2 separate regions of the Homo sapiens genome follow, and region 1 is linked to region 2. The links are chromatin contacts, found by Hi-C or POLR2A ChIA-PET in ENCODE. All regions are on one chromosome and are shown on one strand. The core of a region is the stretch at or near the end of the contact, and the rest is flanking DNA. Distances in the headings are between cores, read along the strand shown. Region 1 overlaps FBXL13 (F-box and leucine rich repeat protein 13). Region 2 overlaps FBXL13 (F-box and leucine rich repeat protein 13).

The links. Hi-C counts contacts between places; a loop is a spot of excess contacts on that map. ChIA-PET counts read pairs that join two places held with the same protein, here RNA polymerase II (POLR2A).
Region 1: a loop to region 2 is called in a map of colonic mucosa, with 2.0 times the contacts of the local background. The contact joins two enhancer-like sites. A Hi-C loop is called at or near these places in 1 of 168 maps with a recorded cell type or tissue (colonic mucosa). POLR2A ChIA-PET finds 5 or more read pairs at or near these places in 1 of 52 experiments (HepG2).

The regions. Positions count from the first base shown.
Region 1 is chr7:103,034,458-103,040,274 of GRCh38, reverse strand. All of the region lies in intron 3 of FBXL13 (F-box and leucine rich repeat protein 13), which reads left to right. Among named protein-coding and RNA genes, the nearest start is that of FBXL13, 37 kb to the left of the region's middle. Within about 2 kb of position 2,039, at least 4 of the 41 ENCODE cell types and tissues checked have a DNase peak (open chromatin) inside an H3K27ac peak, as active enhancers do.
Region 2 is chr7:102,872,131-102,877,767 of GRCh38, reverse strand. FBXL13 (F-box and leucine rich repeat protein 13) reads left to right here. Exons shown (of 21, transcript NM_001394494.2): 17 at 175-301. Among named protein-coding and RNA genes, the nearest start is that of LRRC17, 38 kb to the left of the region's middle. RefSeq lists an enhancer at 1,013-2,212. Within about 2 kb of position 1,872, at least 7 of the 41 ENCODE cell types and tissues checked have a DNase peak (open chromatin) inside an H3K27ac peak, as active enhancers do.

The sequences.
Region 1 (5,817 bases), core at 790-3,289, 160 kb before region 2:
TTAGCTCTTCTTGGTGAATTGATCCCTTTACCAATATGTAGTGGCCTTCTTTGTCTCTTTTTGATCTCTGTTGGTTTAAAGTCTGTTTTATCAGAGACTAGGATTGCAACCCCTGCTTTTTTTTGCTTTCCATTTGCTTGGTAAGTATTCCTCCATCCCTTTATTTTGAGCTTATGTGCATCTTTGCACATGAGATGGGTCTCCTGAATACAACACACTGATGGGTCTTGACTCTTTATCCAGTATGCCAGTTTGTGTCTTTTAATTGGGGCATTTAGCCCATTTACATTTAAAGTTAATATTGTTATGTTTGAATTTGATCCTGTTATTATATTAGCTGGTTATTTTGCCTGTTAATTGATGCAGTTTCTTCATAGCATCGATGGTCTTTACCATTTGGAATGTTTTTACAGTGGCTGGTACCGGTTGTTCCTTTCCATATTTAGTGCTTCCACCAGGAGCTCTTGTAATGCAGGCCTGGTGGTGACAAAATCTCTCAGCATTTACTTGTCTGTAAAGGATTTTATTTCTCCTTCACTTATGAAACTTAGTTTGACTGGATATGAGATTCTGGGTTGAAAATTCTTTTCTTTAAGAATGTTGAATATTGGCCCCCACTCTCTTCTGGCTTATAAGGTTTCCGCCGAGAGATCCCCTGTTAGTCTGATGTGCTTCCCTTTGTGGGTAACCCAATCTTTCTCTCTGGCTGCCCTTAACATTTTTTCCCTCATTTCAACCTTGGTGAATCTGACAATTATGTGTCTTGGAGTTGCTCTTCTCAAGGCGTATCTTTGTGTTGGTGTCTGTGTTTCCTGAATTTGAATGTTGGCCTGCCTTGCTAGGTTAGGGAAGTTTTCCTGGATAATATCCTGAAGAGTGTTTTCTAACTTGATTGCATTCTCCCTGTCACTTTCCAGTACACCAATCAAATGTATATTTATTTGGTCTTTTCACCTAGTCCCATATTTCTTGGAGGCTTTGTTCATTTCTTTTCACTCTTTTTTCTCTAATCTTGTCTTCTTGCTTTATTTCATTAATTTGATCTTCAATCACTGATATCCTTTCTTCCACTTGATGGAATCAGCTATTGAAGCTTATGCATGCATCATGAAGTTCTCATGCCATGGTTTTCAGCTCCATCAGGTCATTTAAGGTCTTCTCTACACTATTCATTCTAGTTAGCCATTCATCTAATCTTTTTTCAAGATTTTTAGCTTCCTTGGGATGGGTTAGAACATGCTCCTTTAGCTCAGAGAAGTTTGTTATTACCCACCTTCTGAAGCCTACTTCTGTCAACTTGTCAAACTCATTCTCCATCCAGTTTTGTCCCCTTGCTGGCGAGGAGCTGCGATCCTTTGGAAGAGAATAGGCCCTGTGTCTTTTGGAATTTTCAGCTTTTCTGCTCTGGTTTCTCCCCATCTTTGTGGTTTTATCTACCTTTGGTCTTTGATGTTGGTGACCTACAGATGGGGTTTTGGTGTGGATGTCATTTTTGTTGATGTTCATGATATTCCTTTCTGTTTGTTAGTTTTCCTTTAACAGTCAGACCCCTGAGCTGCCAGTCTGTTGGAGTTTGCTGGAGGTCCACTCCAGACCTTGTTTGCCTATGTATCACCAGTGGAGGCTGCAGAACAGCAAATATTGCTGCCTGATCCTTCCTCTGGAAGCTTCGTCCCAGAGGGGCACCCGCCTGTTTGAGGTGTCTATCAGCCCCTACTGGGAGATGTTTCCCAGTCAGGCTACATGGGGGTCAGGGACCTGCTTGAGGAGGCAGTCTGTCCATTCTCAGAGCTTGAACGCCGTGCTGAGAGAATCACTGCTCTCTTCAGAGCTGTCAGACAGGGACGTTTAAGTCTGCAGAAGCTGTCTGCTGCCTTTTGTTCTACTATGCCCTGTCCCCAGAGGTGGAATCTATAGAGGCAGTAGGCCTTGCTGAGCTGTGGTGGGCTCCGCCCAGTTTGTGCTTCCTGGCCTCTTTGTTTACACTGTGAGCTACTCAAGCCTCAGCAATGGCAGATGCCCCTCCCCCCGCCAATCTGCAGTGTCGCAGGTCGATCTCAGACTGCTGCGCTAGCAGTGAGTAAGGCTCCATGGGTGTGGGACTCACCGAGCCAGGCATGGGAGGGAGGGTATCTCCTGGTCTGCAGGTTGCGAAGACTGTGGGAAAAGCTCAGTATTTGGTCAGGCATGTACCGTTTTCCCAGGTACAGTCTGTCATGGCTTCCCTTGGCTTGGAAAGGGAAATCCCCTGACCCCTTGCACTTCCTGGGTGAGGCGATGCCCTACCCTGCTTCAGCTCGCCCTCTGTGGGCTGCACCCACTGTCCAACCAGTCCCAGTGAGGTGCACCAGATACCTCAGCTGGAAATGCAGAAATCATCCGTCTTCTGCGTGGATCTCGCTGGGAGCTGCAGACCGGAGCTGTTTCTATTCGGCCATCTTGGAAGCATGCCCAAAAATATTCTTTTACAGACAGGGTCTCACTCTGTCACTCTTGCTGGAGTGCAGTGGCATGATCATAGTTCATTGTAACCTTGAATTCCTGAGCTCAAACAATCCTCCTGCCTCTGCCTCCTGAGTAGCTGGGACTACTAGATGTGAGCTACCACACCTGGCTAATTTTTTTTTCCTTTGGTACAGACAGAGTCTCACTGTGTTGCCCCAGCTGGTCTCAAACTCCTGGCCTCAAGAGATCTTCCTACCTCAGCCTCCCAAAGTGCTAGGATTATAGGCGTGACCCACTGTGTCTTTTAAAATAATAAAATAAAATACAAAATATTTTAAAATAATGCTATCACAGAGGAGCATCGTGTAAAAAAAACCCTAAAATGTAAATGAAAGATATGGATTTGAAAAGTCTTACTGATGAACAAAGTTTAACTGTGGAAAGGAAACTTAATCTTAAGACCCTTAGGGGCTGGAGTTTTAATCATTTGGGAGAGGCAGACAATGCCTGTGCCCCAAATAAGAATCAGTTGGTTGATAATCAGTTGGTTGATCCTGTATCCTTGTTGGCTCTGCAAAGGTATTTCATTTCTTTTGAAACTGAGTACATTACTGTTATCTGATAAGGCATCAAAATAAACATTACTGTAATCAGGAAGGAGTAAAACATTAAGTAAAGTGTGGAAGTAATGAAGATATGAACTAGATTCATGTTGTTTAGGATAAGTTTAAGTGTAACATATAATAATGATATGATATTTATGTATATTCTGTCTGCTATTTATGGCATTTTAGGTGTTCTAAGGAATGGCTTTGTAAATTGTAATTGTAGTTTAAATTATTTCAGGGACTTTACTTAATGAAGTTGGTAACAAACATGAACATGTTTAAGAAACATTGAGTTTCCAAAATTGTATTTATTTAAATATGTGTTTATTGGTAAAAAGCATTAAAGTACAAATGTTAGTGAGCGTTTCTGTCCAGGCACAAAAGCCCTTTAGGTATTAAAGACTCTTTTGGGCCAGGCACTGTGGCTTGTGCCTGTAACCCCAACACTTTGGGAGGCCGAAGTGGGCAGATCACTTGAGGCCAGGAGTTCAAGAGCAGCCTGGGCAACATGGTGAAACCCCATTTCTACTAAAAATACAAAAATTAGCTACGTGTGGTGGTGCACACCTGTAATCCCAGTTACTGAGGAGACTAAGGCACAAGAATCACTTGAACCGGGGAGTGGAGATTGCAGTGAGCCAAGATCGTGCTCCAGTCTGGGTGACAGATTGAGACTCTGTCTCAAAAATAAATAAATAAATAAATCAGTAATTTGCAGAAGATCAAGAAATAAGAAAAATGACTCATCATGAAAAATTCAACACTTCATACCATGCCGTGCTGCTATATATAAAGATATGTTCTCTCTGTATTAAAGACATGGCTTCTTTTTGCCATTGTTATTAACTTGTAGGGCTTTTGAAAAATAAAAAAAAAATCTGAGTTGGGAGGGATTTAAATTAGGCATATCCATTCAACACATATTTATAATCCCCATTCTGTTTTGCTATTATTATTCTAGAACAGTGGTCACCAACCTTTTTGGTACCAGAGACTGGTTTTGTGGAAGAAATTTTTTCCATGGACTGTGGTGGGGTGGTGGGGGTGATTTAAGGATGAAACTGTTGTACCTCAGATCATCAGGCATTAGTTAGATTCTCATAAGGAATGCACAACCTAGATCCTTTGCATGCACAGTTCACAGTGGGGTTCGTGCTCCCATGAGAATCTAATGCTGCGGCTGATGAGGTGGAGCTCAGGAGGTAATGCTCGCTTGCCCACTGCTCACCTCCTGCTGTGTGGCCTAGTTCCTAACAGGCCATGGACCTGTACCAGTCTGTGGCCTGGGGGTTGGAGACCCCTATTCTAGAATGATACTATGTGGGATATAAATGAAGCTCATTAATGAAGTAAAGGCATGGTACTTTATAATATGGTGAATTATGTTAAGACAATTTCATATATAATCTTTTGATTCACAGGTTAACTGAGCAAAAAAGGGAATTGCCTGCCAGAAGAAAAATAATATTACAATATGCTGGAAGCTAAAAATTATAATATAAAGTTAATGATTTACATTTATTTTACATTTGGTTCTTACCAGATTCTTAATACTTTACTAGATACTTTAAGTATTTTATAGAACTGAAACTTTTTTTCTATAGCTGTTGTTTAAATGCATTTTTTTACATATAGTAAATGGATATCTTACAAAATTAAAAATTAATGGGATCAATTACTACTTATATTAAAGAGCCATAAATTTGGTATCTGTTAAGTCAACAGTAATTTGTAATAGTATTTCATTATTTTTTCATTTACTACAACACTTCCCCAGGTCTCACCAACCTGGGATATTAGTAGAGCAGTGTTAATAGGAATATCCCAGATTTCACTGCCTCTAGCTCCTGTCTTCATAACACAAGAGGTCAGTTTCCTCTTCAAGTTCTACCCATTTGTGTCTGGGAATCCCAAAGCTATCCCATGTAAATTCAAGAATTCCTCCTAGTGTCTGTCTGGAACCTGTGAGGCCATCTGAAGGGGACCCTAGAACTGCCAACCTGGTCTTCCTAAGAGCCCCAATGTCTGCCTGAGCTGGTGTTCCAGGCTGTACACCTGGAATCCTTAAGTGCCAAATACTCTTCCTTTCCCTTGCCTGCCAACTTTACTCAGACCACACTGGTTGGTCACACTTTTCACAAGATGCCGTATTTTTCTGAAGACTGCTAATAACTCAAACTCATACTTCAAGACTAAAGCCGCATTTGTTTACCTGCCAAAATAGTACCACTTTGTGGCAATACTTAAACTTTTAATTCGTTTTCCCACCAGCTTTGAAAGGAAATACCTCTCAGTAAAATTTTAATTTGAAAGATTGTGTTTTTTCAAAAACTGGCATAATGTAAGACTTTTGTAATATATTTTGTATCACATTAGTTTAAGTTTGCAAAATTTAAAGTCACATTAAATTTGATGGCCTTGTACTCTGTGTGCTGTACAGTAGTGGGGGACATGCTGAGAGGTGACAGTGTGCTGGCAGCCCTCGCAGCCCTCGTTCGCTCTCGGCGCCTCCTCTGCCTGGGCTCCCACTTTGGCGGCACTTTAGGAGCCTTTCAGCCTGCCACTGCACTGTGGGATCCCCTTTCTGGGCTGGCCAAGGCCGGAACCGGCTCCCTCAGCTTGCGAGGAGGTGTGGAGGGAAAGGCGTGGGTGGGAACTGGGGCTGCCCACTGTGCTTGCGGGCCAGCGGGAGTTCCGGGTGGGCGTGGGCTCAGCGGACCCCGCACTCAGAGCGGCCAGCCGGCCCCACTGGCCCCGGGCAGTG
Region 2 (5,637 bases), core at 623-3,122:
CATGCAACTTTGTAATGTCAAATTACTTTCTACTTTTAGTCTTACTTTTATGTTGAGTAAAGGAAAATCTTTGCTTCAATACCATTTGTTTTCCCAAGATAGTTTTTATATGAAGAAATTGCTTACTGACAATATGATTGACAGCTAAAATTAATCCATGCTACTTTCTTTTAGCTGCCCTAATTTAAACTACTTGAGTTTACGAAATTGTGAACATTTGACTGCCCAAGGAATTGGATATATTGTAAACATCTTTTCCTTGGTATCAATAGATCTCTCTGGAACAGACATCTCTAATGAGGTAAAAAAATTCAAAACAGTACAATGACTTTTATTGTTTTCTATAATACAATTATTTGCTATTTTGTAAATAATGGAGAGAACAATAATATGTTTTATTTGTTATTCTATTATAAAAGTTAAGTTTAGGGATATTGTTTCTAGAAGGGTGATAGAAAAGTTTCTTTGAATCAACAGTCATGTTTCTCTGTTTAAAAAATAGCAAAATACAGTATTTTGGGGAAAGTCATGACAGATAAGAGTATGTCATGATAATTTGAGATTTGTTTCATTACAGAAGTTTGGTCAGTATGGAGATAATATATGTTAGATGGCTTAACTATATTTTTCTTACGGATTGCACATTTTATGAGACTACCCGAATGCCTTGAGATCTAAGTCTTTAGTTCAAGACTAAACTCTAGAAATGGCCTCAACAAATCTACAAAAGGATATGGAATTCATTTCCTGCAAGCTGCTGATTGTATTCATCAGGGTTGAGACTCAGGCCACATCCATCTTATCCCTCTGGGACTGCCCCATTTACTAATCAAAAGGAGGATAACCCTGAGAGATTTGCCATGTTTCTGAAAGAACTATGGGCTATAGTTATACAAGGAATATATGGACTTCTCTTGAAAATCATGCATTTGGAGGGATATAGGAAGACAATATCTTATATCCTATATCCTTCCTATATAGGAGGGATATAGGAAGATATAGGGAGGTAAGGATCCCTCCTCCATCTGCTTGCTAAATCCCTATTCATCCCTGAAATATCAACTGTCTATGAGGGCCTTCTCTGAGAAGCCCTACCTTGCAGGCAAGCACTGGAATTTCTCTGCTTGCATCTCCAGCCCCAGTGTATCCTTTAACATGAACCGTTTCTATTTCTCACTGCATTGCAGACATCTGTTATGTGTTTATCCTTCGTCAACATTCGGTGGGGTCTTTTAAATGAAGGACTAGATCTGTTCATTGGTCTAGGTTCTTTCCTTTCTTTATCTATGAATGAACTTGGATTCAGCCTCCTTTCTGCTAGATGACCTCCTCTTCCCTTCCATATCGTCCATGAGTGATGTGAGATTGTGGGTAGGAAGCAGTACCATGGAGTCAACTCATTATGGCAGGGTCAGTGTCTGGTCTTCTCAATGTTGTCTTCTGTCCAAGCTGGAATTCACTGAGATGTACGAGGGCCCATTTGGTGTTTAGTTTCCCGTCCAGGTGGATCCCTGATGTCTCTTCCTTGTTCCAACTCCAAGGCCCCTTCAAGTCTTCAGGTTTCCCTGTCGTGTCTGCCTTGCTCTGGGCTCCTCTGGGTCTTCCTGGGTCATGGAGATCCTGTGAGGCTGTCTTAGGTCCACAGTCCTAGACACCTGCTGGAGACATTTTCTTGCTCCCACATCATGAATGTGTTTGCCCTCAAACTCATGACTCACCCTCCCCTTGCTCTGCTACAGGGTGACTCACACAAGTCAACTAGATTCCATGTTAGGGTTGGTGCTTGTGAGACATTTCTGAGTGATTACAGGGCCAGTAGAAGGGACATTCCAGGGTTTTCCTCTACCTTTCTTTGCATCATCATCATCAGCTGCATTTCCTTAGTGTTCTACTCCCCTCTGAACCACAGGCCTGCTGTGGTTCCAGCTTCCCTGAATGAAGTCGGCCTCTGGGCTTCAATAACATCATATCTTCCCATTGTCCTTCCAGCATAGGGACAGTAGTGGCTTCCTACTGCTGCTAAGCTCTAGATTTTGTCACTGTCCCATTTGGCTTCTCAGTTTCTCTACCACCTATGTAGCCATTCCCCCATTAAAATTAAATCTCCTCAGTTTTGCATGCTCAGGGTTGTTTCTGCTTTTCCCGTTGACTCTTAACTGATACAATGACGAGCACAGGAACACTCTGTCTTATTGCTTTTATGAACCCTACTGGGAAAGGTGGAATGGGTTCCCATCTACTTAGGCCCCCAAGCCTACCCGGGGGTTCCAACTTTCTCTCTAGCTGGATAGAAAGTGAGAAGGTCTAGAACAGACCCCCCATATGATGAATTTCTCAGCATTTGCTTCCCTCTGGCTCTCCCCTCCCCTCCTCTTTTCCCCTGTCCTCTCCTTTCCTCCTCTCCCTTCTCATCTTCTTCCCCTCCACCTCTTCTCTCCCCTTTTCTCATATTTGCTCCTTTCCTTTTGACATAGATTCTTTTCCTAATCTGGGGGTGGAAAAAATGTTCCAACTGATTACATGGTTTTGAAAAATGTTATGCCCCAAGTCTTTCAGGGCTTGGGCTTTTGAAGCTTAAAGGCCCAGGATTTTTATCCTGTGTTCTTTTGTAAGAACCTTTTCCTGACACATAGGAGCAGAATCGCCAGCTGTTGTCTGAAGGGTCACAGAGTGACAAGAAGTAGAGAATCAAAGCACATTATAAAACACATCAAAATATAATTCCCCCACAGCACTTACCACAAGGCTGAAGTGCCTGGGGGAATATTTGTTGACTGAATGGAGTAAAGGTTAAAATGCTTTATTTAGTTTTTAGCATTTGAGGAAAGCTCAGGTTTTATTTTTAAAGACTGTATATTAAAATTTTATCTACAGAGGACAAGTTAAAAACTTAGGAATATAGGCCAGGCACGATGGCTCATGCCTGTAATCCCAGCACTTTGGGAGACTGAGGCAGGCGGGTCACTTGAGCCCAAGAATTTGAGACCAGCCTGGGTAACATGATGAAACCCCATCTCTACAAAACATACAAAAATTAGCCGGGTGTGGTGATGTGCACCTATAGACCCAGCTACTCAGGAGGCTGACAGGTGGGAGTATGGCTTGAGCCCAGAAGGTTGAGGCTGCAGTGAGCTGTGATTGTACCACTGTACTCCAGCCTGGGAAACCTGGGCAACAGAGTAAGATCCTGTCTCAAGAAAACAAAAAACAAAAAACTTAGGAGTATGGCCTCGAGTTCTAGTCTCTGTTTTTATTTTCTTCTGAAGCATATATGTAATTTAAGAGAATTGTAAATGGATATCTATGGGGAAGTATACTAATTGTTTTCTGCTAAAAGATTGAAAAAAATAAGTCTTCTGTTGTTTTCTTCCTCCAAGTCAGTTAAACTCTGAACTAAAAGGCAAATGATTGACAATTACAGTGCTACAACAGCTGAGGAAGCTAACCTCAAACAGTGAAGTTAAAATGAGTCAGCCCGGATGTCAACTTGGGCAGCTAAACACCAGCCTGATTGATTATAGGTCTGAGTAAGTGCAAATTTGACTACAGACGTAACATTCAGGATTTAAACTCTGGAATGTTACAGATACCCACCAAAGATCAAATGTGACCAGTTGTGCCATTTGGGAGAAAATTTCCCATGTTTTCTAATAATTATGTTCATTCTCAATTCTTAATGGTGAATTTTCAGTTAGAATCACACTACACATTTAGTTAACAAGTATTTACTCTGACTACATTGTGCTCAGTGCTGAGAATACTGGAATGAACAAAACAGACATGATTCCTCTTCCTAGTACTTACATTCTAGTGGGAAGACAGGAGTAGGGCAAGTGGTTACAAAGTATGATGAGTGTGAAAAACAGAGAGGGGAAAGCTAACCTAGCTCAGAGATTCTTTTCCCAGAGAAGAAAGGTGTTCTGTGAGCCAAAGAAGCAGCCTGCACAAAGGCATGGAGGTTTAAAAGTGTGAGATATCAAGAAACCTACACATTTGGGTATGGCTTATTGGCGAGAAGTATGGTGAGAGATGATGTTTGAGAGGTAGACAGGGGTCAGGTCACTGAGGGCCCAGAGGCCACATTAAGGAATTTGAACTCTGCTCTTTGGACCGTGGAAGGACATTCAGTATTGTCAGTTAGAACAGTAACATGGTCAGATTTATATTCCGAAAAGCTCACTTCTATCTGCTAGACAGATATGGGAATCACAGATGCATAGTGACCAATTATCAAGTAGTCATCCAGGTGAAAAGTTATGAACGCCTGTGTTAGGGAGAGGGCAGTAAGCATGTAGCAAAGTCAGCACAGTTGGGAGACACTGAGGAAGAAGAAACAATGAGATAGAGCTCAACTGAATGTGAGGATAAGGAAGAGAGGGAGTGAATCAAGGATGGCACCAGATTTTTGGCTTGAGCATCTGCATAAAGGATGGTGTGCCTTCCTGAGCTGTGTCCCTTACACAGTCAGGGAGCAGGTTTGCTGCAGGTTGGGAAAACGAACATGTTTAGTTTGATTCACTTGCAAGACAGCTTTATAGAGATGTTGCTCAGGAAACTAATTGAAATTCACACCTCAAAAGTAGAAGAGCTCTTTGGGGTTGGAGAGGCTAAAGGGACACTGTGTTCTGAAAAATCATGAAAACTCATGAAGAAGTTGATCAGCAAAGGCAAAAATCCAGACATTTAGAAATCCAGAAAGATGTTTATTGGAGAGAGCTAACTTAAATGGGGGAAGCAAAGAGGAGAACACAGTTATTTCAAGATTTGTGTTTCTTATAATAATCTTACTCTCCTCAGTTATTCCTTTTGTGGAAAATAGTGAATCATTTATTGTATCATCCATGAATAAAAGTTGTTTAGGAAGTTACCTACCAAGTACATATTAGGGAAAGAGGAAATATGTCAATTTGCCTCTTCTAATATAAACAGGATAGGGTTTCTAAGTGGGAGAAATAGCTTACTAATGTGATAATATCTTAAGGTATCTTTAGAAATCTTTAATCTTCTACAGCTTTTCAAAATGTTCACTTAAATGGGCTATTATTCATTCCCTTCCTGCTCCAGAGGATTATTTGAATGTGAGGTTATATCTCCATGTATGTGGGAAAATATTTCCTGCTAGTTAATTGGATTATCATTTGCTAAAGACCACAGGATCCATGGTGAGGGCAGTTCAGTCTGTTACTTAAGTTGCCTTAGTCACCGCCATATTTGTTGTTTAAAGGAAAAGTGAGTCACGGCAGTGTCCCAGACAGTGTGCTTAGACAGTGGTTTAAAAAGACTCTTTCATTTGCTTGATTTTCAGAATTTTTTATTATGAGTACAAGATCTTGAGCGCCTGTTATGTAGGTCCTGGAGTCCCCTCACTAGAATATCAGATCCATGAAGACTGAAACGTTGTTTTCCCAGAACCCTGGGAAGTAGTAGGCACTAGATTAATTGCTCATTGAATGAAGGAAAAAAATGCTAGGCTCTAGGATTAACAAATGTGAGTAAGACCTATTTTCTGCAGCCCAATTTGGAAGGGTGGGTGTGGGGAATTTAGATGTGATGGGGCAGGCATAGTGATAGAGGTGAGGAGAGGAAAGGATCTCTTAATTCAGCCTGCCCAACACAGAAGCATGTGAATGTATCCTT